2 separate regions of the Homo sapiens genome follow, and region 1 is linked to region 2. The links are chromatin loops, found by intact Hi-C in ENCODE. Cell type or tissue: HCT116. All regions are shown on one strand. Links, peaks and the distances in the headings refer to the core of each region. The heading gives the core; the rest is flanking DNA. Region 1 has its middle 180 kb from the start of MIR4522. Region 2 has its middle 130 kb from the start of MIR4522.

Region 1 (8,483 bases), core at 413-8,412, 57 kb before region 2:
TTAGTATCTTTACTCAAGTACTGCAACTTTATTTGTCAGATATTTTTTCTCATGTAAAGGCTTAAGTTGTGTAATACCAGAGACTGAGACTCAAACTTGAGTCTGACTCCACAGCCATAGTAGGCTTTACTGCATCATGCTGCCTCACCATTGACAATAGGAAGGCCTCTGGTCTGGGGTTATGTTACCAGAAAGGGGTTCCAATCCAGACCCCAAGAGAGGGTTCTTGATCCTTGTACAAGAATTTATTTATTAAGAAAGTAAAGGAATAAAGAATTGCTACTCCATAGGCAAGCAGTGGCGTGGGCTGCTTAACTGAGTATACTTATAGTTATTTCTTGATCATGTGCTAATCGAGGGGTAGATTATTCAAGAGTGTTCCAGGAAAGGGGTGGGGTGGGCAATTCCTGGAATTGAGGTTCCTCCCTGCTGTTTTAGACCATATAGGGCAACTTCCAAATGTTGCCATGGCATTTGTAAGCTCTCATGGCTCTGGTGGGAGTGTCTTTCAGCATGCTAATGCATTATAATTAGCTAATAATGAGTACTGACGATGACCAGAGGTGACTTTCTTCACCATCTTGGTTTGGGCATGTTTTGGCAGCTTCTTTACCATAATCTGTTTTATCAGCAGGATTTTTGTGACTTGTACTTTGAGCTAACATCCTATCTCATCCTGTGACTAAGAATGTCTAATCCCCTGGATATGCAGCCCAACAGGTCTCAGCCTTATTTTTCCCAGCCCCTCTTCATAATGGAGTATCTTTGGTTCAAATGCCTCTGATAAAACCAATAAGTTTTCATGATGTATAAATCTGAGGCTGTGGGTCTTTATATATTGAATATAACTTTGTGAGATAGTCCTAAGTAGTCTCTTTGGAGTACACATGCATCAACATAATTATAATTCCTTACGGACCTATCTGACCACCCAATGGGTTCATCTTGCCCAGATATAGCTGATTTATCAAGAGAGGGGAGTTGCAATAGAGAGAGTTTAATACATGTAGAGCTGGCTAAATGGGAGACTAAAGTTTTATTACTACTCAAATCAGCCTCCCACAAAATGTGGAGGCTAGGGCTTTTCAAGGGCAGTTTGGCAGGCAGAGGGCTAGGAAAATTGCTGATTGGTTGATAAGGTGTACAAAATGGTCCTTCTGGACTGAGTGTGCTTCTGAGTTGGAGCCACAGAGTAGTCCCTGGCCTAGGTGGAGTCATCAGGTTTTCAGAAATGCAAAAGTCTGTAAAAACACCTTAAAAAGCCAATCTTAGGTTCTAAAATAGTGATGTTAATTACAGAAATAATTAGAGAAGTTGCAGATCTTGTAACCTCTAGAACAATGACTGGTAATTGTTTAAGCCTAAGTTGTGTAATACTAAGCAGAGGGACTGAGACTCAAACCTGGGTCTGACTTCACAGCCATAGTAGGTTCTACTGCATCATGCTGCCTCTCCATTGACAGTAGGAAGACATATGGTCTGAGGTTATATAACCAGAGAGAGGTCGCAATCCAGACCCCAAGACAGGGGTCTTAGCAATATTCAGGCCCCTCTCAGCCTCCTAACCTGGTGGACTTTCATTAGTTTTACAAAGGCAGTTTAGTTTCTGGGAAGGGCTATTATCATGTAAACTATAAACTAAATTTCTCCCAAAGTTAGCTTGGCCCATGCCCAGGAATGACTAAGAGCAATTTAGAGGTTAAAGGCAAGATGGAGTAGGTTAGGTCAGATCTCTTTCACTGTCATAATTTTCTCCCTGTTACCATTTTTGCAAAGGCAGTTTCACTACTGTTCGGTTAAATGAATTTGATCACTAAATAATTTGTGCAATCTTCTAAAACTGGAAAAAAATACATTTTGATTTAGTACCTTTTTACATCAACACTATGTTTATTCAAGTTAAAGAAACATAGTTATTTTAGAAGGGATATAAATGAGACCAACCATAGTTTCTAAGGGAAAACATTGAGGTTAAGGAAAGCAGTAATTTAAGAACTATAAGAAAATACAGAAAGTTCTACATCTAATGGAATTTATAATTGTGTGATCTATCCACATTAATATATCTAAAGTCTGGTATTCCTGACTCCATTTAAATTAGATTAAATAATTTAAGTCCAACATCGTAGATTCCCCTCAAGTACATTTGCTGCTGTTTTGATGTTAATTATCCACATCACTCAGATAATTACCACCTAACTTGTTTATAGCACAAGGTATGCTGTAACTTTTTATCTCAAGGAAGCTTAAGTATTTCTTTTATCATGGGCCAGAGCAGTTTTCAATGTCACTTAATTGTGTCCTAGAAAATTACTAGAATAATAAGCACATTCACAGGGTTAAATATTAACAGATGAGGCAATTACTTTAAGGGAAAACTGCAAATCATTTTAACAATTCTTTTCTTGCACTTTTTTAAAGCAGCATTTGCCAAATGCGATCCTCAGATCACTTAGCCTGAGAAGATAACGTCTGTTAAAAATTTTTCTATGGTGAAAATAATTTTGACAGCTCAGGAAAATGATATGAAAATTTGTAATAGTAATCAAAGGGTTAGAGAAGTTCTGCCATCAAGAAAAATGCTAAAAACTTGTTTTTCTAATATTGTTTTATAACCTTCCTAATAACAGTTTGCAGAGTTTTTCTATAAAGGGCAAGAGGGTAAATAGTTTGGGCTTTGTAGGCTGTATGGGTCTCTCTGGCATCTACTCAACTCTTCCTTTATAGTGCAAAAGCAGACTTAGATATAACAGAAACAAATACGTGGCTGGGTTCCAATACAACTTTATCAAATCAGCCCACTGGGCTGGATTTGGCCTGTGTGCTGGAATTTTCCAACCCCCGACAATATTATGCAGAGGTAGTTTTTAAAAATGTCTGATTTGGAAATCTCTGTTTTAGATTTTATACATAAATATCAAACTCTCTAAAATTGTATCTACAAGATAGCCCTTCCTCTTTGCTTACTCTCATTCTTGAGAAATTTGTAGCAGTAGAGGAGGGCATGAAGAAGGGAATCACTTTTTGCAGAGAATAAACTCTTTCAGCCTTGGTACCCATAGCTATCCCACCACTATCACCTTTGTGCTATATACTGTATGACTAAGGAAAATGAGTCACATACTCTTCCTGCCCTCAAGGAGCTAGCTGTATGGTCTACTGGGAGTGAGGGTGATAATTTTGCAAATGACAAGGAATGTGTCTACTCCACATAATAGTACAATAAAATGTGTGATATTAATGCCACATGAGCAGTAACAATTTCCCCAAGGGGATTAAAAGGAAGAACATAATTTTGGTTACAAGTACCAGGCAAGGCTTTAAATGAGAGATAATGCAGGCAAGGCTTTAAATAAGAGATATTGCTGTAGATAAGCTTGTAAAGAGTATTCCTAGTCATCAACAGGCAGCACTGCAGAGGAGAAAATTGTGAGAAAGTATTGCTGCTAGATGGAAAAGCATAAATAAGGAAAAGGAGGTGGCAATGGTAGCAAATAGTCACTTAGCAGGAGCATATAGTGTTAGTCTGAAAAGTCAGTCTGCATCAACAAGATACTTATAAGGTACCATATACTTGATCCAACAGAAATGCAAAGGTGCTGAAGAACGTTAGCATGATAGGGACCCCTTTTATTCTTTGATTGAGGGGTGCCCATTTGCACTTAGGTAAGAATGGTGCATATTTAAAATGCCTGATGATGCTGTTAATATTGTCTGTCCTAAGTAGTGACATAGCACATGTGTTAAGTAGTTTCAAGAGTTTTGGGGACCAAAAAAGCATTATTTGGATATTTCAGATGTGAATGAATATAAACAACAGTAAAACCTACAACACCTCCCTTCCCTCTGCCTCCACCTCCCACCAAGACAAATCCAGAGGATGGCAGTTGCTAGTGTGTTTTCAGTAGTGCAAACATGTCAGGGCTGCCTCCCGGATTGCTTTCAACTTTCCTTTAGGTGGACAGATTACTGCTGGCTCTCTAGTCATTGTGCTCAGATTTAAAGCAAGAAAAAAGTAAAATCTGCACGAAAGCTTGCTTCTTTACTGTGAGAAAGCCAAACTTTCTCAGAAGCACAAATTTTTACATTGATATTTTATGACCCAGAACTGGATGACAGGGCCACTTCTCACTGCTAGTGAAACAGAGAAAAAATTATTTGGCTTTCTCTTTCATGTGGGAATTGAAAGGGTAGAAGAAGATTTAGAGTAGCTTTAAAGATGCCTAAAGGTGTCCAAATAAATGTTTAAGTATTTTATGAGAAAGTTCAGAAGCACCTAAGAGTTTTAGGCAAACTACATCATATATTTATTTTTCACCTTAATAAATATAACCTGATAATTTTATTGAGAGAGGAAAAAAACTGTCTTTTGCAAAAGGATAAACAAAGATGTAATATATATGTTTTATATATAATATCTTTATATATATTTCTTTATATATACATACACATAATATATAATGTCTATATATAATATAGATATATCTTAAATATATCTTTATAAAGATATGTAATTATATATCTTTATATATCTCTTTAAGACGTATATATATATTTACACATTTACAAAACACAGTTTTTCTTTTCTCTCTCAATAAATTTACCAGGTTATATTTATTTTGTCACATCCTAGCCTAACAAATCTTGTTTTGTGTGTGTGTGTGTGTGTGTGTGTGTGTGTGTGTGTATCATAGATCTTTATATAGTGTATATATAGGTAGATCTAGATATATATCTTTATAATATATATAATTTGTTTGTATGCATATATATGTGTGTGTATATATATATACACACACATACATATATATGATAATCTTACCTCCTAAAGGAAATTTGAAGAGATATGTATAACTATATATAGATACAACTGGATTTATTAGTCTAGGATGTGACAAAATATTCAATTTGAAACTGTATTAGCAGCTTTTTAGATTTCATTTATGAGTGGTGCATTATAATATGAAGGAGTTGTAAAACTTTTAAGGATTTTGCAGTCCGAAGATATGAAATATAATCCCAAGTCCACCATTCACTAGCTATTTGTCTGTACTAAAGTCATTTAGCCACTAAGGACATCAGCCTCCCTTTCATCATTTTTAAAATGAGGATAATAATAACTGCCCTTCACACTGTGTAGGTTTGTTGCAAGGCCCAAATGAGGTGATATTTTTAAAATTGCTTCATCAACAACAAAACACTCTCGCACTTCTCTCTCTGTCTTGATCTCTCTTTCTCTCTCTCTTCTCCCTCCCTCTCTCCCTCTCTTTCTGACACACATATCCCACACACATTTCCACATAAAGCTCCCCGCTCAATCCCTTGAGATTATAAATGCCATCACAGAAATATATCAAGTGCCTCTGACAGCTTCTGGCTTCTGTTGCTCACTTTGTTTTTTTCTTTCTTTTTTTTTCTTTTTTTACTTAGAACAAATTGAATCATGCTATTAGGTACCACTTCTTTAATGATTTCATCTATTTGTCACTTCAAAAGGTTTTATTTTTGACCCCAGGCCCTCTGAAAGCCTGTCAGATATAATCAGCTGTTATTCAATTTGTCTGAATATTGAGGTTCATACCACAACTAGAGAAACTGGTAGTGGAGGCACTTCTGTCTTGGAATATAATCAATGGCTGAAATAACTTTGTCATTAAGAATGAAGATTTCCCCTCACAAGGTAACAGAGGATTTGGAAATCTTTAAAATGTGGAATTTCAATAATATTATTCCCCATCACTCCTACCTACCACTTTACTTCTGTCTCACATCTGTTTACACCTAACACATTAGTGGAATCCCAAAGCATTAGTATCCACATACCAGATCAGAAATCCAAACCCAGCACTCATTACCACTAGCTGCATATAACATTTTTATAATTATTAAGTTGCCACTCTAGAAGAGAAGAAATGTAATTTGTATACATACAAATGTGTGTGTGTGTGTATAAGACATGCATTTCTTCACTTCTAGAGTGGCAACTTAATACTTATAAAAGATATATGTATATATATATATATATACGTACACACATATTTGTATGATTTTGAATGTAAATTGTTTTGGAGCTATAGAGCGTAATAAATTTACCAATAGTTTGCATAATATTTATGTATTTATGTTAATATATTTTTAATGATTTTATATATATAGATAGAATGACTGCCTTCACATATGTGTTAAGATACTTTATTGTAAAAGTAATAAAAACATAACTAAAATTGCCACACAGAATATAGCATATTCATTGGCTTATGAATCTGAAGGTCTAGAATTCCTCTCAGGCTTCAGGCAAGGACTGACCCAAGAGTTTAGCGGTATTACTATCTGCCAGCTTTTACTTCATTGATCATGACTTCATTTTAAGACAGTCTTCCCTCATAATCTCAGTCTATCCTATTCCACTTTCAAATTTATATGCATAACACTTTCAACAGTCACCAACCCCTCTCTGTTTAGCCCACCATTGTAACATACCCATTTCTGAACAAATAGATGATTGTGTGTATTGCTTATTGACTTAGCTTAGGTTACAAACTCCCCCTCTGGAATAAGGTCATTATCATCTTACCCATAATCACAGTGATCTCTAGAGATTGCAACTACTGAAATCAGAAAGATGCAGAGTGGGAATAAGTAAAACCTATTCTAATAATAAAAGAGTAAATTTTACATGTGCACATAGGTATATTTATTGTCTGGATTCTAATTCCTGATGCAAAGAATAAAGACAGATTCTCCCATGAGTGAATAAAATAAATTTTTTTTCATGAACTATTAGGTTAAGACACATAAAACTGCCACATGGAGGTGCCAATTGGTCAAAACGCAGCAACTTCATACTGTTCAACCTAAAAGAAGGCCGCCGTAGGGAAAACTGGCCACAGTTGCTTTACCTATACTAAAGACCACGACCATCAGTACATGTAATATCCTCCATTGTTTCCCTAGCTTATTTAATATATCTGTGTGGCAATGATCTCATTCGTTTTCCTAAAATTATATGTTTAATTTTTTCAAAAGTTGCTATAGCAAGATAGAAACCTCCTAAAGCTGAATATCCCTTGAATGCGTCATTGGTATATTTTAGCCTCAAGCTTCACATGAAGGATCATTATCCATACATATATTTTGCAGATGTAAATTATTTGTCTGTGCAGTGGATTGGAGTGTAGGTCCTTTGTATGTATGAAATAGACCCCTTTATTTCTGGGAAAACATTGTTCTCTTCGTGGGTTTCCTGTGATCACGTGTTGTTGCTATCCACGTGTAGGTCTTCTCTGAACTCCTGTAGGATGATTCGGCCCCAGCTCTGGTTTTGTTGACTGCTGAATCATGTAAATGGAGCCTTAGTGAAAAATATCTCTATTGAAATGCCTTGTCAGAAATCAATAATAGCTGATCTTTACAGCAAAATACATACCAAAAGCTGGTTTTACAAAACATTATGTAAGGATGATTGCTTCTTTATTTTGTATAGACATACTATGTGCACTGAATTGTCAGCTCACTCATCAGGGACTTGATGAGTACTTCTGGCATCTTTGGGATAGTTTCATGTAGACAAACCCTTTAAGGGAAAAGCCCCAATAATTATGTTTCTGTTTCTATCAAAGGAAAACAAGATAGCCTATACTACAAAATAGGTATAGGTTGGCTGGGCGTGGTGGCTCATGCCTTTAATCCCAGCACTTTGGATGGCCGAGGCGGGCAGATCACGAGGTCAGGAGATCCGAGATCATCCTGGCTAACACAGTGAAACCCCGTCTCTACTAAAAAAATTCAAAAAAATTAGCCGGGCGTGCTGGTGGGTGCCTGTAGTCCCAGCTCCCCAGGATGCTGAGGCAGAGGAATGGCGTGAACCTGGGAGGCAGAGCTTGCAGGGAGCCGAGATCACACCACTGCACTCCAGCCTGGGCGACAGAGCGAGACCCCGTCTCAAAACAAAACAAAAAAAGGTATAGGTCATTGTCACTATTGGCAGGGAGCTAGAAATCATGCATGGGAGTGAATTCTAAAGATGTTAGACAATGGGCAACAAAATACAAAACTTGCTGAAGCTGAATTCTTTTGCACAAATGCATTCACCCTGAATTCAGGGTGTGATGTTTTGGCTACCACAATGAAAAGTGGCATTAATAGTCAGCTAGATTAGCTAACTGAAACCAAGTCTCAGTAATAGCTTATAGTTAATGAAGTCAAAATGTCTGAACTTTTACAGCACATTATAAAACAAGGTTCTCAAATTTCAGCAAGCATCAGGGTGATATGCATGGCTATTTTATTTTAAGACAGAGTCTCACTCTGTCGCCCAGGCTGGAGTGCAATGGTGCAATCTGCAACCTCTGCCTCCCAGGCTCCAGAGATTTTCTTCCCTTAGCCTCCTAAGTAGCTGGGATTACAGGTGCCCACCACCATGCCTGGGTAATATTTTTTTATTTTTATTTTTAGTGGAGGCGGGGTTTCACCATGTTTGCCAG
Region 2 (8,483 bases), core at 206-8,205:
CAATGGAGAAAGGTACGGAAAAAGCGAATCTACTTTTATGAAAAGCAGAAATAAGCTATCTGTGAAAATGCTTTGGGTTGGGTGGATCATCTCACAAAGTGAAACCTTGTTTTAATTCAGCAGGCTGAAAACACTCTTTTTATAGATTCTACAAAAGGACGTTACGGATCTCATTGAGGCCTACAGTGAAAAGTTGAATATCATGTGATGAAAACTAGAAACAAGCTATTTGTGAAAAGGTCTTGTGATGTGTAGAATTGTCTCACAGATTTAAAGCTTTGTTTGTATTCAGCAGGTTGGAAACATTCTTTTTGTAGAACATACGAAGAGACGTTTAGAAGCCCATGGATGAGTATATTGAAACACAAAATATCCTGCCATAAAAAGTACAAACAAGCTATCTGTGAAAATGCTTTGCATTCTGTGGATTGATCTCACAGAGTTAAACATTTGTTTCCATTCAGCAGGTTGGAAACACTTGTTTTGTAGAATCTACTAAGAGCCATTTAAACCCCATTGAAGACTACAATGAAAGGCCGAATATCCCATGATGAAAACAAGAAACAAGCTATCTGTGAAAATGCGTTGGGATATGTGCATTCATTTCATAGAGTTAAACCTTTGCTTTAATTCAGCAGGTTGGAAAAACTCTTTGTAGAATCTACGAAGAAACATTTCAAAGCTCATTGAAGTCTATAGTGAAAACCAAAATATGTAGAGATAGAAACTAGAAACAAACTATCTGTGAAAATGCTTTGGGACGTCTGGATTCATATAACAGAGTTAAACCTTCGTTTTGATTAAGCAGGTTGGAAACAGTCAGTTTATAGAATCTATGAGAAGACATTTTGGTGCCCATTGAGGCCTATAGTGAAAAACTGAATATCCTGTGATAAAAATGAGAAATAAGCTATCTGTGAAAATGTTTCGTGATGTGTGGATTCATCTCACTGAGTTAAACCTTTGTTTTGATTCAGCACATTAAAAACCATCTTTTTTTTACAATCTATGAGGGGGCATATGGGAGCCTATTGAGGCCTATAGTGAAAAACCAAATATCCTGTGATAAAAACTACAAACAAGCTATCTGTGAAAATACTTCACAACGTGTGGATACATCTCACAGATTTAAACCTTTATTTAGATTCAGCAGGTTGGAAACACTTTTTTTGTAGAATCTATTAAGGCACATTTCAGAGTCCATGAAAGCCATTAGTAAAAACAATATCCCATGACAAAAATTAGAATAAAGCTATCTGTGAAAATGCTTTGCAATGTGTCGATTCATCTCACAGAGTTAAACCTTTGTTTTGATTCAGCCAGTTGAAAACACTCTTTTTGTAGAATCTAAGAAGGCACATTTCAGAGAACATTCAAACCTACAGTTAAAAACCTTATATCTCAAGATAAAAACTAGAAACAAGCTATATATGAGAATGCTTTATGATGTGTGGATTCAACTCACAGAGTTAAACCTTGTTTTGATTCAGCAGGTTGAAAACACTCTGTTTGTAGAATCTATAAAGAAACATTTTGAAGCCCATGAAGAAGTATATGAAAAAAACAAATATCCTGTGATGAATACTAGAAACAATCTATTTGTGAAAATTCCCTGTGATGTGTGGATTCATCTCACAGAGTTAAACCTGTGTTTTTATTCAGCAGGTTTAAATCACTGTTTTGTAGAACCTAAGAAGGGATATTTTGGAGCCCACTGTGGCCTGTACTAAAAAACTGAATATCCCACGATAAAAACTAGAACCAAGCTATCTGTGAAAATGCTTTATGGTGTGTCATTTCATGTCACAGAGTTAAAACTTTGTTTTTATTCAGCAACTTAAAAGTACTTTTTTTGTAGAATTTACCAAAGCACATTTCAGAGCCTATTGAGGTCTACAATGAAAAACTAAATATCCCACGATAAAAACTAGAAACATGCTATCAGTGAAAATGCTTTGCAATGTGTGGATTCATCTCACAGAGTTAAACATTTGTTTTGATTTAGCAGGTCTGAACAACTCTATTTGTAGAATCTACGATGAGACATGTAAAAGCCCAATGAGGCCTCTAATGAAAAACAGAGTATTCCGCGATAAAACCTAGGAATGATTTATCTGTGAAAATACTTTGTGATGTGTGGAGTCATCTCACAGAGTTAAACCTTTGTTTTTATGCAATAAATTAGAAACTTTTTTTGTAGAAACTATGGAGGGACATTTAGGAGCCCATTTAGACCTCTACTAAAAAAGAGAATATCCCACTATAAAAACTAGAAACAAGTTATCTGTGAAAATGTTTGTGATGTGTGGATTTGTCTCACAGAGTAAAACCTATATTTATATACAGTAGGTTGGAAACACTCTTTTAGTGGGATCTAAAAGAAGGCCTTTCTAAGCTCTTTGTGGATTACAGTAAAAATTCTTTTTTTTTACTGTAATATATAAATATATATATATATATATATATATAAATATAGGGGATAGAATATCCCCTATAAAAACTAGAAACAAACAATCTCTGAAAATTCTTTGTGATGTGTCAATTTATCTCACAGAGTTAAACCTTTGCTTTAATTAAGCACTCTTTTTGTAGATTCTACGAAGGGACATTCTGAAACAGCTTGAAGCCTATAGTCAAAAACCGATTATACCATGATTAAAACTAGAAACAAGCTGTCAGTCAAAATGCATTGTGATGTGTAGATTTCTCTCACAGAGTTATACCTTTTTTTAATTCAGCCAGCTGGAAGCACTATTTTCGTAGAACCTACGAAGGGACATTTCAGAGCTCATAAAGAAGTATATTGAAAAACTGAATATCTCGCTATGAAAATTAAAAACAAGCTATTTGTGAAAATGTTTTGAAATGTGTGGATTAATCTCACAGAATTAAACCTTTGTTTTGATTAAGCAGGTTAAAAACACTCTTTTTGTAGAATCTACTAAGAAACAATTCATAGCCCATTGAGGCCTCTAGTGAAAAACTGAATATTCCATAATAAAAACTAGAAACAAGCTATCTGTTAAAAAGCTTTGCAATATGTGGACTCTTCTTACAGAGTTAAACATTTGTTTTTATTCAGCAGGTTGGAAACACTCTTTTTGTAGAATCTAAGAAGGCACATTTCAGAGCCAACTGAGGCCTATAATAAAAAACCAAATATCCTGGGATAAAAAATAGAAATAAGCTATATGAGAGAATGCTTTGTGATGTGTGGATTCATCTCACAGAATTAACCCTCTGCTTTGGTTAAGCAGATTTGAAGCACCTTTTTGTAGAATCTATGAAGAGACATTTTAAAGCCCATTGAGGCCTATAGTCAAAAACCAATTATCCCATGACAGAAACTAGAAACAAGCTATCAGTGAAAGTATCACAGAGTTAAACATTTGTTTTGATTAAGCACATTGGAAACCTGTGAAAATGCTTTGCAATGTGTAGATTCTTCACACAGAGTTAAACCTTTGTTTTGATTCAGTAGGTTGGAAAAACTCTCTTTGTAAAATCTACAAAGAAACATTTCAGAGCCCACTGAGGCCTATATTTAAAAAACCTGAGTATTCCACAATAAAAACTAGAAAAAACTTATCTTTAAAAGTGTCTTGCAATGTGTGAAATGATCTCTCAGAATTAAACTTTTGCTTTGATTCAGCAGGCTGGAAACATTCATTTTGTAGACTCTATGTAGGGATCTTTCAGAGCCTAATGAGGCCTCTAATGAAAAGCAGAGTATTCAGGCCAGGCACGGTGGCTCATGCCTGCAATCCCAGTACTTTGGGAGGCTGAGGCAGGTGGATCATGAGGTCGGGAGATCGAGACCATCCTGGCTAACATGGTGAAAACCCGTCTCTACTAAAAATACAAAAAATTTACTGGGTGTGGTGGTGGGCACCTGTAGTCCCAGCTACTCGGGAGGCTGAGACAGGAGAATGGCATGAACCTGGGAGGTGGAGCTTGCAGTGAGCCAAGATTGCACGACTGCACTTCAGCCTTGGGGGACAGAGCAAGACTCTGACTCAAAATAAAAACAAGAACAACAACAACAATAACAAAAAAGAGTATCCAGCAATAAAACTAGAAATAATCTATCTGTGAAAATGCTTTGCAATGTGTGGATTCATCTCACAGAGTAAAACCTTTGTTTTTACACAGCAAATTAAAAGCTTTTTCTTGTGGAATCTACAAAGGGACATTTAGGAGCCCATTGAGGCCTCTCATGAAAAACCAAATATCATGTGATAAAAACTAGAAACAAGCTATCTGTGAAAATGTTTGCAATGTATGGATTTATCTCACAGAGTTAAACCTACAGTTTTATACAACAGGTTGGAAACACTCTTTAAGGAGAATATTTTAAAAAGACATTTCTGAGCTCTTTGTAGACTATAGTAAAATCCAAACATCCCCTATAAAAACTAGAAAGAAATAATCGGTGAAAATGCCTTGCAATGTGTGGATTCATCTCACAGAGTTAAAAACCTTGTTTTGATTCAGGAGGTTGGAAACACTCTCTTTGTGGAATCTATGAAGGGACATTTTGAAGCCCTTTGAGGCCTATAGTGAAAAACCAAACACCCTGTGATAAAAATTAGATGCAAGCTATATATGAAAATGCTTTGTAATGTGTAGATTTATCTCACAGAATTAAACCTTTGTGTTTACACAGAATTTTGGAAACACTCTATTAATAGAATCTAAAAGGAAATAATTCTGAGCCCATTGAGGCCTATAGCGAAAAACCGAATATCTTGCGATAAAAACTTGAAACAAGCTGTCTATAAAAATACTTTGTGATATGTGGACTCACCTCAAAGAGTTAAACTTTTCTTTTGATTAAGCAGGTTAGAAACATTCTTTTGTAGAATCTACAAGGGGCATTTCTGAACCCACTGAGGCCTATAGTGAAAAACAGAATATTACAGGATAAAATCTAGAAAAAACATATCTGTGAAAATGCTTTGCAATATGTGGCTTCTTCTCACAATGTAAAACCTTTGTTTTGATTTAGCAAGTTGGAAACTCTCTTTTTGTACAATTTGTGAGGAGACATTTCGAAGACCATTGAGGCATGTAGTGAAAAACTAAATATCCCATGATAAAAACTAGAAACAAGCTATCTGTGAAAATGCTTTGTGATGTGTGGATTTAGCTCACAGAGTTAAACCTTTGTTTTTTATACCACAGTTTTCAAACACTCTTTTAGTAGAAAGTAAAGGAAGACATTTCTGATCCCATCAAGGCCTATAGTGAAAAACCGAATATCCAGCGATAAAAACTAGAAACAAGCTATCTGTGAAAATGCTTTGCAATGTGCAGATTCATCTGACAGGGTTAAATCTTTGTTTTGATTCAACAGGTTAGAAACAGTTTTTGTACAATCTACAAAGGGACATTTTGGAGCACATTGACGCCTACAGTGTGAATCCAAATATTTTGCGATAAAAACTAAAAATAAGCTATTCTTTGAAAATGCTTTGTGATGTGTACAATCATCTCACAGAGTTAAACCATATTTACATACAGCAGTTTAGAAACACTCTTTTTGTAGAATTTAAGAAGGTACAATTAAGATTCCATTGAAGCTTATAGTTAAAAACCAAATATTCAGCAATAAAAACTAGAAACAAGCTATCTGAAAAATGCTTTGCAATGTGTGATTTGATATCACAGAGTTAAACCTTTATTTTGATTCAGAAAAAAATAAACTTTTTTTTCTGGAATCTACGAAGAGACATTTTGGAGCCCATTGAGGCCAATAGTGAAAAATTGAATGTCTCATGATAAAAGCCAGAAACAAACTATCTGTGAAAATGCCTTGCAACATGTGGATTCGTCTCACAGAGTTAAACCTTTGTTTTTATTGAGCAGGTTGGAAACACTCTCTTTACGGAATCTGCAAATGGACATTTCAGAGCCTATTGAGGCCTACACTGAAAAACCAAATATCCTGCAATAAAAACTACAAATAAGCTACCTGTGAAAATGTTTTGTGAGGTTTGGATTCATCTCACAGATTTAACCCTTTGTTTTGATTCAGCAGGTAGGAAACTCTTTTTCTAAGATCTACTCTGAGACATTTCTGAGCCCAATGAGGCCTATAGTGAAAAACTGAATATCCCACTTTAAAAACCAGAAACAAGCTATTTGAAAATATGCTTTGCAATATGTGGATTTCTCTCACAGAGTTATACCTGTGTTTTGATTCTGTAGGTTGAAAAAATTCTTGTTATAGAATCTATGAGGGGATATTTCAAAGTGCACTGAGGCCTATAGTGAAAAACAGAATATGCCATGATGAAAACTAGAAAGAAGCTATTTGTGAAAATGCTTTGTGATGTGTGGATTTATCTCACAGAGTTAAGCCTTTGTTTTTATTTTGCAGGTTGGAAATACTCTTGTTGTAGAATCTATGAAGGGACATTTCAGAGCTCATTGAGGCCTATAGAGAAAAATCAAATATCCTGCGATAAAAACTGTAAAGAAGCTACCTCTGAAAATACTTTGTGATGTGTGATTTTATCTCAGAAGTTGAACTTTTCATTTGATTCTGCAGGTTGGAAACTCTTTTTTTGTAGAATCTACAAGGAGACATTTCATAGCCCATTGAGGCCTATAGTGAAAAATCGAATATCCCTTGATAAAGACTAGAAACAACCTATCTGTAAAAATGCTTTGTGATGTGTAGATTCATTTTACAAATTTAAACCTTTGTTTTGCTTCATCAGGTTGGAAACTCTTTGAATCTACAAAGGGACAATTCAGGGCCCATTGAGGCCTTTAGTGAAAAACCAATTACCCTCAGTAAAAACTAGATATAAGCTATGGGTGAAAATGCTTTGTGATGTGTGGATTCATCTCACAAGTTAAACCTTTGTTTTGATTCAGCAGGTTGGAAACACTCTTTTAATAGAGTTTATGAGGGAAAATTTCAGAGCCCATTGAAGCCTCTTAATAAAAACTGATAAGAAATAGAAACAAGCTATCTGTGAAAATGCTTTGTGATGTGTGGGTTCATCTCACAGAGTTAAACCTTTGTTTTGATTCAGCAGGTTGTAAAGATTCTTTTTGTAAAATCTATGAAGGAACACTGAAGGCCTACAGAGAAACATCGAATATTCTGCAATAAAAACTAGAAACAAGCTATTTGTGAAAAAGCTTTGCTATAAATGGATCTTTTTCACAGAGTTAAATATTTGTTATTATACACAGGTTGGAAACACATATTTAGTAGAATCTAAGAGGAGTCTTTTTTGAGTCCATTAAGGCCTGTGGTGAAAAACTCAATATCCCACAATTAAAACTAGAAACAGGCTATCTGTAAATATGCTTTGCAATATATGTTTGCATCTCACAGAGTTAAATTTTGGGTTTTATTCAGCAGGCTGGAGACACTTATTTTTTACAGTCTACTTCGTGACAGTCTACTTCGTGAGGCCTAAAGTGAAAAACCGAGTATCTTGTGATAAAACTACAATCAATCTGTGAAAATGCTTTGCAATGTGTGGATTCATCTCAATGAGTTAAATGTTTGTTTTGATTCAGCAGGTTAGAAATACTCTCTTCGTAGAATCTATGAAGGAACATTTCGGAGCCCTTTGAGGCTTATAGTGAAAAGCTGAATATCCTGTGATAAAAACTAGAAACAAACTGTCTGTGAAAATGCTTTGTGATGTGTGGATTCATCTCACAGAGTTAAACCTTTGCTTTTATAGAGCAGTTTGGAAACAATTTTTTAGTACAATCTAAGGGGACATTATTGAGCCCATTCATTCCTATAGTGAAAAACAAAATATCCTGTCATAAAAACTAAAACAAACTATCTGTAAAAATGTTTTGCAATGTGTGGATTCATCTCAAAGAGTTAAACCTCTGTTTTGATTCAGCAGGTTGGAAACACTCTTTTTGTAGAATCTGCAAAGCAACATTTCAGACCCCATTCAGGCCTATAGTGAAAAATCAAATATCCCGCAATAAAAACTAGAAGCAAGCTATCCATGAAAATGCTTTGTGATGTGTGGATTTATCTCACTGAGTTAAACGTTTGTTTTGATTCAGCAGCAAATGTCCTGCAATAAAAACTACAAAGAAGCTATGACTAAAAATGCTTTGTGATGTGTGACTTTATCTCACAGAGTTTAACCTTTCTTGTCATTCAGCAGGTTGGAAACACTCTTTTTCTACAATCTACAAAGGTACATTTTGGAGCAAATTGAGGGTTATACTGAAAAATCGATTATCTCACAATACAAACTAGGAAAAAGTTATCCGTGAAAATGCTTCGCAATGTGTGAATCCATCTCACAAATTTAAACCTTTGTGTTCATTCAGCAGGTTAGGAATACTTTTTTTGTAGAATATACAAAGGGACATTTGACACCTTTGGAAGCCTATAGTAAAAAAGCAATTATTTCTCAATAAAAAATTTGTCTCTGAAAATGCTTTGTGATATGTGGATTCTTTTCACAGAGTAAAACGTATGTTTT

The links. Hi-C counts contacts between places; a loop is a spot of excess contacts. Peaks named below come from ENCODE experiments on the same cell type or tissue, not always from the same donor. Only the 100,000 strongest peaks of a DNase experiment are listed, where the experiment ranks them.
Region 1: it touches region 2 in a loop (4-fold over the local background); 6 of 110 quality-filtered maps call a loop at or near these places.

What each region holds. Positions count from the first base shown.
Region 1 is chr17:27,106,439-27,114,921 of GRCh38, forward strand. No RefSeq gene overlaps it. Among named protein-coding and RNA genes, the nearest start is that of MIR4522, 180 kb to the right of the region's middle. In HCT116, for the core only: no CTCF peak of the experiment used is centred there; a DNase peak (open chromatin) is centred at 3,685.
Region 2 is chr17:27,163,333-27,171,815 of GRCh38, forward strand. No RefSeq gene overlaps it. Among named protein-coding and RNA genes, the nearest start is that of MIR4522, 130 kb to the right of the region's middle. In HCT116, for the core only: no CTCF peak of the experiment used is centred there; no DNase peak of the experiment used is centred there.